Linked DNA regions of Homo sapiens: region 2 is linked to region 1. Evidence: chromatin contacts called from ENCODE Hi-C or POLR2A ChIA-PET data. All regions are on one chromosome and are shown on one strand. Each heading gives the region's core, a stretch centred on a gene start or an enhancer-like site at or near the end of the contact. The rest is flanking DNA. Distances are from core to core; before and after follow the strand shown. Region 1 overlaps GPC4 (glypican 4). Region 2 overlaps GPC4 (glypican 4).

The links. Hi-C counts contacts between places; a loop is a spot of excess contacts on that map. ChIA-PET counts read pairs that join two places held with the same protein, here RNA polymerase II (POLR2A). Pooled maps may share reads with other maps.
Region 2: a map with no recorded cell type shows a loop between it and region 1 (2.5-fold over the local background). The contact joins two enhancer-like sites. A Hi-C loop is called at or near these places in 3 of 37 single-sample maps with no recorded cell type and 2 of 50 pooled maps. POLR2A ChIA-PET finds 5 or more read pairs at or near these places in 4 of 52 experiments (CD4-positive, alpha-beta T cell, GM12878 and WTC11).

The regions. Positions count from the first base shown.
Region 1 is chrX:133,373,611-133,378,998 of GRCh38, forward strand. The region is part of intron 1 of GPC4 (glypican 4); the gene reads right to left. Among named protein-coding and RNA genes, the nearest start is that of GPC4, 39 kb to the right of the region's middle. Within about 2 kb of position 2,586, at least 3 of the 41 ENCODE cell types and tissues checked have a DNase peak (open chromatin) inside an H3K27ac peak, as active enhancers do.
Region 2 is chrX:133,335,219-133,340,606 of GRCh38, forward strand. It overlaps GPC4 (glypican 4), which reads right to left. Exons shown (of 9, transcript NM_001448.3): 2 at 3,965-4,123. Among named protein-coding and RNA genes, the nearest start is that of GPC4, 78 kb to the right of the region's middle. Within about 2 kb of position 2,238, at least 2 of the 41 ENCODE cell types and tissues checked have a DNase peak (open chromatin) inside an H3K27ac peak, as active enhancers do.

The DNA.
Region 1 (5,388 bases), core at 1,336-3,835:
CCAGGGCTCAGGGGCAAAGGGTAGTTGATGATCTGCCAAAAACGGGGTTGTAGAAAGTCAGAGATCAGAAAGGCAATTCACTTCAAGGTTGTCCAAGGTCCCTTTCTGGAGTCTCTAGAATAGGAAAGGAGAGGTAAACTATCTCCAACTTTGACACTAAAGTAATTAGTGACATGTCAAATTAATGGAGGAAAATGAGCAAACATCAGGCAGGCCACTGTCAAGGTGAGCAAGTGAGTAGCCACATGACTCCTCTTATCACAGGGAAGTGATTGTAGACTGGGCCCTCAAAACATCACTCCATAGACAGAAAGCAGATTAATGGTTGCCTAGGGCAGAAAGAGAGGGAGGGAGATGAGGGGTGACTGCTAATGGTACACAGTTAATTTGGGGGGGTGATAAAAATGTTCTAAATAGACTGAGGTAATGGTTGCACAACTCCATGAATATACTAAAAACCACTGAATTGTACACTTTAATGAGGTGAGTTTTATAGTATATGAATTATATATCAGTAAAGCTGGGGGAAAGACACCAATCCATGATAGTGCTGAGCTGCAAGTGTTTGGCAACGTGGGGGAGAGTCTGAGAAAACCCATAGCCACCAAAGGGATGAAACAAGCCTGCTCTTTATACAAAAGAGTAATTTGCTTGTGCCTAGAGTGACATGTGCTATTCTCAAACTCATGAACACTATGAAGAAAAGTTTTAGAGAAGGGCAGCAAAAATTAAAGGAATAGGAAGGGAGAAGCCCAGTGGGAGGAACAGACTAAAGGTGGAAGGTAGGTAGGGAAAGAGAAAGGAAATGTGCAAAGTCACAAAGAGTAGGGCCAGGGTGAACCAAGAACTTCTTTAAGTAAGGAAACCTTTCAAAATTTAAAAGTGTTAAATCGCAGGAGTTGGGGGTGAAAGGGGCAAAAGCAACCTACAGTCTGTTATACATGTAGAGAGGAAACAAGACCTCGTGAGTTGATCTGACTGTATGACCTTGAGAAAAAATCAGTGACCCTTCTTGGGCTCCCACTTCCCAGTCTTCAAATACAATGTGATTCTTAATTATGCTCAGATCCTCTCTGATTAATCAAGTGGAGCCCTTAAAGAACCAGGAGCTCCTCATAGCAGGGCTATCATATTCTGCTCTGAGTCTACAATACAGAAATGTATTAAGAAAGTCATTTCACAGGTATGTGGATGGCATTTAAATGGATTTGTGTTTCACATGAGATATCCAAACGCTCCAATTATCCATAGGGTTTTAAGACCTTGGCAAAACTTTTGATGAACCTTGTTGGTTTAGGCTGGAAAAACTCCCCAGCAACCTTCAGGTTTGTTATGAAATTGTTGTACTCTATTATGAGACTGTATATTTTTTGCTGCCTGGTTGGCCAATATGGTCTAAAACAATATAAACACTTCCACTTCCACATACTGCACAATAAAGCATCTTCAAAGCTTCTGACCATTTCAGACCTCAATTTGTAAATATCATCTATCATGCATGACAAAGTATCTCACAGGATTAATACAATCATTGAAATTCTGCCAACATTTGCGTACTGTGGGATTACAGAAACTGAACTACGTACTCCTGGTATGTGTATATGTAGTAGTCTATAGCTTTTTGATCTGTTAATGTGTCCTCTGGGAAACAATGCTAATGGAGGCAGTTCAGAGTTAAGTCCTCCCCAAGTACCACAAGAAACATGGTAAAAAGATGTATAAAGGCATTTTTTTGTACATTTACACTAATGGGTAGCTTATGAAAAATGCAAACATCTACCTATCTACTGTAATACAATCAGATTTGCAAAAACAATTTGTTCATAATCATGAAATAAATACTATTTTTAAAAGGTAAAAACCATCAAAACTAAAAAGAAAAAATCCTTAATGGGAAAACCACTTTACAACTGAGGCAATTTCCATTTCTTAACAATATTAAACAAGCAAAACTGCAAGTAGTTACAAATTTTTGAAAACAAACCACTTGTACTTGGGAATACCATAGTCTCTGGCCATTTAGAAATCCAATTCTCATGCTCTGCTCAGAGGAGCCAAGCCTCCTCCTTTCTTTTTCTTTCCAGCCACTGAAAAGCATACTTTTTCTTTTTTTAAGAATGACAAATGCTAACCCAGGAAAGCATGTGGTGCCTCTAACTTGTGCAACTATTTAAAATGAGTATCCAAATTTGAACCTTACTTCATACTGTCCATTTCAACAGTCCTTAAAATATGTTACTGGTCCTGATACTGGTCTAATCCCTTCCATAGCAGCAGAATCACAAAAGTACACTAGGGGATTATGCAGTAGGGTTTGCAACAGTAAAAACTCGTTTAGGAAGGGAGAGAAGAATGTAACTTGAAATAAGACAGAGAGAAATGGGCCCTCTTCAAATTTCCCAGCACAGCTTTGAGAGCCGTCCTATAGCCAAGTCTCCCCAGGGTTCTCCTAATCCTCGGCAGCCACTGAAGACAGCCAGGATGAAACTTTTTTCTGAACAAAGAAAACTGAAAAGGGCCAAGTCTCAAAGTCACAGGCTCCCAGCTCGCCACTGGCTCAAAGCCAAGAAGAGCCCGTGTGCTCAGGCCAGCAGCCGTGCAGCTAATGGACAGACAGCAGGCTGAGAAGGGCACTGTGTATGTTGGGGAGGGAGGCACACAACCTACCCCGGGCTCTCCCCTGCCACCCAGGGCCACAGGGCTGCTCTCTCTGTCCCCCAGCCCTCACCAATGGCATTTTACACTCGCTTCCAGCAATTAAGTCCCCATATCTGACATCATTATCCCCTGGCATGTGTGCATGCATATGTGTGCTTGTGTGTGCATGTGTGCATATGCATCTTTGTCTGATATAAGCATTCCTACCTCCATGATGGAATCTAACACAAATATCCTTGCAGATATAAGACATTCATGTTGAGGGTTCTCTCAGTGTCAAGTAACTTAATGTGTTGGTAGCTCAGAGTTTTCCTAGCTATAAAACACAACCAGTTCATGCACTGCAGTGGTTTATTGAAAGGAGGCAATAAAAATGGCAGTAAAGCACTCTGCAACCATGACCTGGATTGCCTTGGCACTATACACACGGGGTCGACAGCCCCATCCCCTTGCACTTGTGAGCTGGTTCTCTGGAAGTGTTCTTCCATGCCTTCATGTGTTGGCTTTCGGGTTCTGTCTCCTGAAGGAACTGGGAAGGCTGGCTGTCTTTGCTTTTGTCTCTCCCCCACATGGGACATTGACAAGGAGGCACCGGGCAGATAGTCAATGTCTGTGGCCTGCAAACATGGACACAGACAACAGTGAGGACGCTTCTCCTGGAAGGCCTTCAACCTCAGAGCAACTGGACAAGCAGAACAGCTTGGTGTTTTGTTCTTCTTTTTCCACTCCTAGATCCATGGGTCAGACTCCTGCCTTCCCTACTGTCCCAGCTTTTTCCTTCATTTTCCTTGAAAAGGTGCTAGTTTCTTTACTAGCATAAGCACCTCCCTCTAGTTCCTCGAGACCCTCGGGATGGGAGGCATTAGGGAAAGAGAGAGGAAAACATATCCAAGGAAGCTAATCTACACCAGGGCTCTGCCAACTGTGGGATCATGACCTCCAAAGAACCTGGAGAGAATTTCAAGGGGGTCAGAGGCCCTGGAGCCCAGAGCCTAAGACCTCCCAACATCTGTTGTCAGTGAGGGTAGAGCAGCCTTTTTAATACAATTTCCTCACATGCAACAGCACCAGTTCTTTTTTCAGCCCTTAAGTGTACCCAACACCCACTCCCATATGACCTCATCTCCCAGTACTACCCAAATTATTGTCCCATTACATTGTCCTATAGTGCTCATTTCCCTTGGCAGCAGGGTTGAACAAAGAATTTAAATTTTAAGAGGAATGCTATGTGTTTCCAGTCTTTGCTGCCCTATCATGAACACCATCCATCAGTTGGAACTTCAAAAAAATATTTTATGATGCTTATATTAATAGTTAACAACATGCATTGAGCATTTGTTATGTGTCAGGCACCATGCCAAGCACTATATTATCTATATTAGCTCCTTTGATCTTCACAACTCAATGAGGTAGGTACAGAACTATTATCTTATCCTCCCCCCCTTTAAACATGAATCCTGGAACAGAGTCACTAAGGAACCTGTCCAAGTTCAGAGCTAATAAGTGGCAGTGAGGCTCTAGAGACTACACTTTAAAAAATTCTTTCATGAGATATAATTCACATACCATACAATTCATCTGTTTAAAGTATACCATACTTTTCTTTTTCTTTTTTTTTTTCTTTTTTTTTTTTTTTTTGCTTTTGATTCAGGCTCTCGCTCTGTCACCCTGGCTGGAGTGCAGTGGTGTGACCATGGCTCACCGCAGCTTTAACCTCCCGGGTTCACGCGACCCTCCGACCTCAGCTTCCAGAGTAGCTGGGACTACAGGTGTGCACCACCACACCCAGCTAATTTTTGTAGAGACAGGGTTTTGTCACATTGCCCATGCTGGTCTCAAACTCCTGGGCTCAAGTGATCTGCCCACCTTGGCCTCCCAAAATACTGGGATTACAGGCATGAGCCATCATGCCCAGCCCATGCAATGGTTTTTAGTGTATTCAAAGTTGAACCATCTCTTCAGCCATCACCACAAGCGTTAATAGAACATTTTTATTACACTAAAAAGAAATCCCGGGGGCCGGGCACGGTGGTTGATGCCTGTAATCCCAGCACTTTGAGAGGCCGAGGTGGGTGGATCACGAGGTCAGGAGATCAAGACCATCCTGGCTAACACGGTGAAACCCCATCTCTACTAAAAAAATACAAAAAAAACTAGCTGGGCGTGGTGGCGGGTGCCTGTAGTCCCAGCTACTCTACTCGGGAGGCTGAGGCAGGAGAATGGTGTGAACCCTGGAGGTGGAGCTTGCAGTGAGCAGAGATCACACCACTGCACTCCAGCCTGGGCGACAGTGCGAGACTCCATTTCAAAAAAAAAAAAGAAAAAAAAAAAAAAAGAAATCCCATAACTTAACCATCACTCCCTAAATTTTAGACAGCCACTGATCCTACTGCCTATGGATTTCCTTATGCTGGACATTTCAAAGAATTGGAATCATATAAAATGTGGTTCCAGAGCCCATACTCTTAACTATTACCTGACACAGAGGAAGAGGAGGTTGTCCACTGACAAATCTCTGACACATGTTCTTTCACCAAGCCAAAAAGCCCTATTACCAACACCATCCCCTCACAACATGAGACACCCTGCAGCATGCTTCTGTTGTTGGCTGGAGGTGTGGCTTGGCAGGCAATTGCTAGGGCCCTTGAGAAGTAATGAGGAGATGGCATGGCCTAAGAAAATGAGCACAGACTTTGGAGTCAGAAAGACGTGGGTTCACTTCATACACTG
Region 2 (5,388 bases), core at 988-3,487, 39 kb before region 1:
AGGGGGAGCAGCTAGCTCTGTCACTACCACAATCTGGCTCTATGTCTCCAGCAGAATACAGATTTCTGGTATTAAACATCCTAAGTTAAAAAGTGGGTTTAAAAAATGATAGCATAGAAAAACACAGAGGCCAGTCTTTAAACTCAGTGATATAGATTTAAAATATAAGAAATCTGATGATTTTTGAGGGGGAGGAAGTGTTCTCTTGTACGTCACCCAAATCCGAACACACACACACATACACACACACACACGCACACACACGAGTTTATATCTTAAAAACTGATATAGACCGTACAGTCTCTTGAGATGTGCAAACGATAGGAAATTAAAAGTACAGAATAAAAAAGGGCCTTAGAGGTAAGGGAACTGGAGAAGGGACTCATCTCTCAAATCCAATGACTATAAAAATGTCAGAACTGGCACTAGAACCCTGACCAGGGTCAATTGAGGAAGAATGATGGAAAACTGGGATAATGAGATGATTTCTGGTAACAGAAGGCTAACTCTCTACAAGCCCCCAAACTTTATTTTTGTTGAAAAGGTTTTTTTTCAATAATTACTTTAAAAGTAATTATTTCTACCTTAGAAAGAAGTGGTATCTCATAGACATAGACAGGTTTTGATGATAGACAAAGTTGTCTGGGGTCAAGGTCACCACTTTGAATTTACACTGTAAGCTTGCAGATGACAAAAGGTACTCCCTTGAAGTTGCCTGACCCATAATATTTCCATGTGTCCTTTTACTATTTCCTTACTATATGTCCCCAGCTGTCTCTGTGCAACTTCACTGCTCCATCTTGGTTCCCTACCACCATCTTTTTAGTCTGCCCAACTTTCTCTCTTCAATTCACACCAAGAGCCAGGGTTTAGCTATTATAATAGTTTGGATAATTCTTTGGCCAAAGCATCCACCCTTGAATTTCTGAGAGTCAAGACATATCCTATAGCCTGTTAATCAATGCCCTTGGATCGGCAGGCATTGAGAATTACTGGCAAGTCCTAATTGACAGCCTTAAAAATTAGTCAATCATCGCCAGGCGCGGTGGCTCATGCCTGTAATCCCAGCACTTTGGGAGGCTGAGGTGGGCGGATCACCTGAGGTCAGGAGTTCGAGACTAGCCTGGCCAACATGGTGAAACCCCGTCTCTACTAAAAATACAAAAATTAGCTGGGCGTGGTGGTGTGTTCCTGTAATCCCAGCTACTTGGGAGGCTGAGACAGGAGAATCGCTTGAACCCAGGAGGCAGAGGTTGCAGTGAGCCGAGATTGCGCCACTGCACTCCAGCCTGGACAACAGAGCAAGGCTCCATCTCAAAACAAACAAACAAAAAATTAATCAATCAATGCAGCACCCACTAGGGGACTATGATTTGGTGGGTACCAGTCAACTAAGGTTTTACCATATAAAATTATCTCATTGTTTCTGTAACCTAACATGGAGAAAATGTGCAAAGTATTCTGGCATTCCAGTATTCCAGCATTCCAGTATATTGATCTCCAGATCAAGTACATTTCAGCTACTACCCATTAAAAAAAAACCTTGTATCTATGTTCCCTAACTTTATTGTCTATGCCATATTTTATGTTATATTATATTATTTTATTTATTTGTTTTGAGACAGGGTCTTGTTCTGTTGCCTAGGCTGGAGTGCAGTGGCGCAATCTTGGCTCACTGCAGCCTTGAACTCCCAGGCTCAAGTGATCCTCTCACCTCAACCTCTCAAGTAGCTGGGACCATAGGCGCACACCACCACTCCTGGCTAATTTTCATATTTTTAGTAGAGACAGGGTTTCACCACATTGCTCAGGCTGGTCTCGAACTCCTGGGCTCAAGCAATCTGCCCGCCGTGGCCTCCCAAAGTGCTGGGATTACAGGCATGAACCACCATGCCCAGCCTATGCCATATTTTAATTTGAAGTCAGAAAAAACACTGGAGTTTCATAATCATTAAAGTTTTGAAACTGATCAAGGCACAGTGTTAACATATTTATTGAATGTGAAGCCTGGTAGGGAAGAGCAAGAAAAACTTTCTATCCTTTTTAAAAAACACATGTTAACACTTACTGATAAAGTTTCTCTGTATGGTTTAAGAAGAAAACAACAACAACAACAAAACACTACACATTGGAATCATAGTAGTGCTATAAAACCATGGGGAGCGAGAAGGGAAAAGAATAGCTAAACCAGTAGGCCCATAGGCAATGACTGTGGGCTCCCTGCCAGGAAGATACAAGTCTAACAAGAAATGAGGTGACTTGCAGTAGAAGGCCTTGGAACTTGGAAACAACTTTATCTCCACTACATTGTGCTGCCAACGGGAGAGTCATTTCTAAAGAGCAGATTTTTTTTTCCTTCTAAATTCCATTATGAAGCCCCTAAGTGGTGATTTTTAAATATCAACATCTTAAGTTTTCAAAAATGACCATTTAATTAGCTTTCTAAGTTTTCTCCCCAAAGTAAAAGAAAAGGCTTAGGTTATTATCTTGAATGAGAAATGCCATGGTCAGGAAAACACCATTCTTTTCAATAATAATAATTCAGTGATCAGGAGAGACAGAGGAGGTCTAATGATAGATTTTGCCAATAACACCCATTTTCACATGGTATTAACATATTGTTAAATACTTTTAACAGCTACAGCATATATGTAGGGGGATATGGGTAATAAGAAGGATATACAGATATATAAATTGTTCCCATTCATCCAGGGAAAGGTGATAGAACTAAGACATAATTTTGCACATAGCGTGTTTGAAAAAATGGGTAGGATCAACGGCATACTACATAGACAGTGTTTTAGTTCAACTACATTATAGATTAAATATGCTTTTGTGGTCTCACCTGGGAACCTAACACTTATTAAATTGGTTATAAGTTTGAAATAACACATCTCAAAGCCAACATTTGAAATACAACCTGTTCTTTAACTGAGGACTGCCTTATCAGCTATATCAAATCTAATTTAGTCTAACTTTCTCACCATGGTAACAAGCCCTTTGCAGAAATACTCAAAGACATTTCATATCTAGAAAATTTGTCTTGTACTTCTTCACCACACATAATGTCAAGAAAAGCATGCTTCAAAGGTACTATGTAATTAGAATGGCCTTTAAAACAGGCACAAAGGAAATCAATCCTCTTAAAACTAAATCTACTTCATAAAAATCTTCAAACTGAGTGAACAGCACCAGGGAAAAGAATCCTGAGGTGTTTTGGACTCCATATTCTATTTTTTAAAGTCTGTTATCTGTACCATTGTTCAGATAGGATCAAAGTACACTTTCAATTGGCTCATATTGGCTATTTCTTCAATATTAAGAGAAAGTGTGCCTGCAAGAAGCCACGTCTGGCATAGGTGATTAGAATGGGTTCTGTCGTGGCTTTTACATGGAAAGACTATGCCAGAGCTTCAGCTAATGTGAGGTTGGATGGAGCCCAGCTTAATGAAGACTATAGTAAAATGGCTACTTTTGGGTCTCTGCTGCATGGAAACTCAAGAACTTTAATCCTGCCTGTGTTCTGCAAAACTTTTAGGAATTCTAGTTGTCTTTGGGGATCCATTTTGAAATTTAATTTGAAGTCCAGCATCTGTAAATTCTCTTTATTTTGACTAAGACAGTTTTCAGATGCCTGCTTTTTATTATGAGGTCTTTTTTTTTTTAAAGGGACTTGCGTCAACAACACTATTCTGTGTTCACCCAAGAAAATAAATCAAAGCATTTAAGTTAAACTAATCTATTTTTTGTCTCCTTGTGACCATATTTCCATAATGCCTACCATACAGATTCCAGTGCATCCGGAAGTATTCTAGCCATAAAGCTACAGGGTAAACTCGTCTCTGGTATCCAACAAGGACAACATCTTGGGAGAAAACTTAAGCACTGAGGGAGCAGAGGAGCTGTGAAAAAGCTACAGTACAGACCTAACTGCCGGTTCTTACATATGACTTGAATAACATACCATCAAACTTCTTGTAACGTGAAGCAAAGACAGCTTGCAAATGATTGCACTGTTCGCTGACCACACTTTTGAAATCATCTTTACTTTGCAGGCTGTACTTCTCCTCCATCTCTTGAGAGCAGCAGGTAGAACCCTGGGGACAGATCTTCAAATGATCACCTGCAAGATAAAAAGTAAGACAGTCAATGTCTATCATCATTCATGAAGTCCAAGAGGGAAAGGTTTGATTTAGGTTCATTTCAACCTGTGAGGCTCCTGCAAAGGCCCAGGCAACATGTGTATCTAACAAGTTCCAGGAAGTCTAAAAATATTCATTCCCTTTTTGAGAAAATAAAATAATAAAGCCCTCTCCAAAAAGCAAAAGAACTTTCCAATCAGAGAGATGGCTAAACCAACAGGAAAACTGGTGTAGTCAATAAACAATATAATATTCCATGTCAACTAAAGTCTCTTTTATAAATTCCCAGAGATTCTCATATTCTATGCTAAATACTGCAGAAGTCATGCAAACGAGACACAGTTTTTCCAGATTTGGGAGTTTACACTCCAAGAGAGACTGTCCTTAATGACGAATGGTTTATAAAATATGTGACAACAGCCAAAAACTGAGCAAATACATGTGCAATAGTTACACTGTGGGGAAACAAAGGGATTTGTGCATTTCAAGGGTTGCCAGCAAAGAGGAAACTATAGGGGTTTATGCTGGATAATCTGAGCCTATGATAAATCACAAAGGGGTGATGGTAATCCTCAATCCTTGAGTTTAAGATTTTTTTTATCCAATGTATTCTGTGCAGATGTCAGAGACTATATCTACCCTATGATTCTGTGTATGTAGCATCATCTCAGTATAGACCAACAACTTCCAATAAACACCTTTATGTAGTGATGCAGCCCCAAGAGTCAAGGGAAATGTCAAAGACACATCACTCCACAGCAACCCAACCCACGAAGTATCTCCCTCCCTTATACCAACTGCATTTGGCTTGCAGTTTGGAGGTGAGGGTTGGGCGGGGGGTTTTTTCTATATGCCCCAGAGTTCCCCCCCTTGTTCTCCTCTGTCACAGAACAAAATTGTGCTTTGAAGAGACGATGTCTCTTCTCTTATAATGACCACAAGATGCAATGCCACTCAAAAATAAACCCCACTAGCTACTATCACTTCAGTCTCTCCAATATTAATTGGTGTGGTATAATTTTGTACACGTTTACAAGGATTGACTCTCACTGTTCCTTCTGCTATTGCTGTCCATGTTCTATGCAAGTCAAAAGGGGTCTGAAAAGAGAGATGATCTGAGGAACTCAGGAATGAGTATACTGAAGACATGTGAACCTGTCAATGGTAAGTGTGACCAATCAACAAAGGGATGGGGAATTAAAAGCTAATCATTCAAACAACACTAATCATGGAAAACGAAATGGTC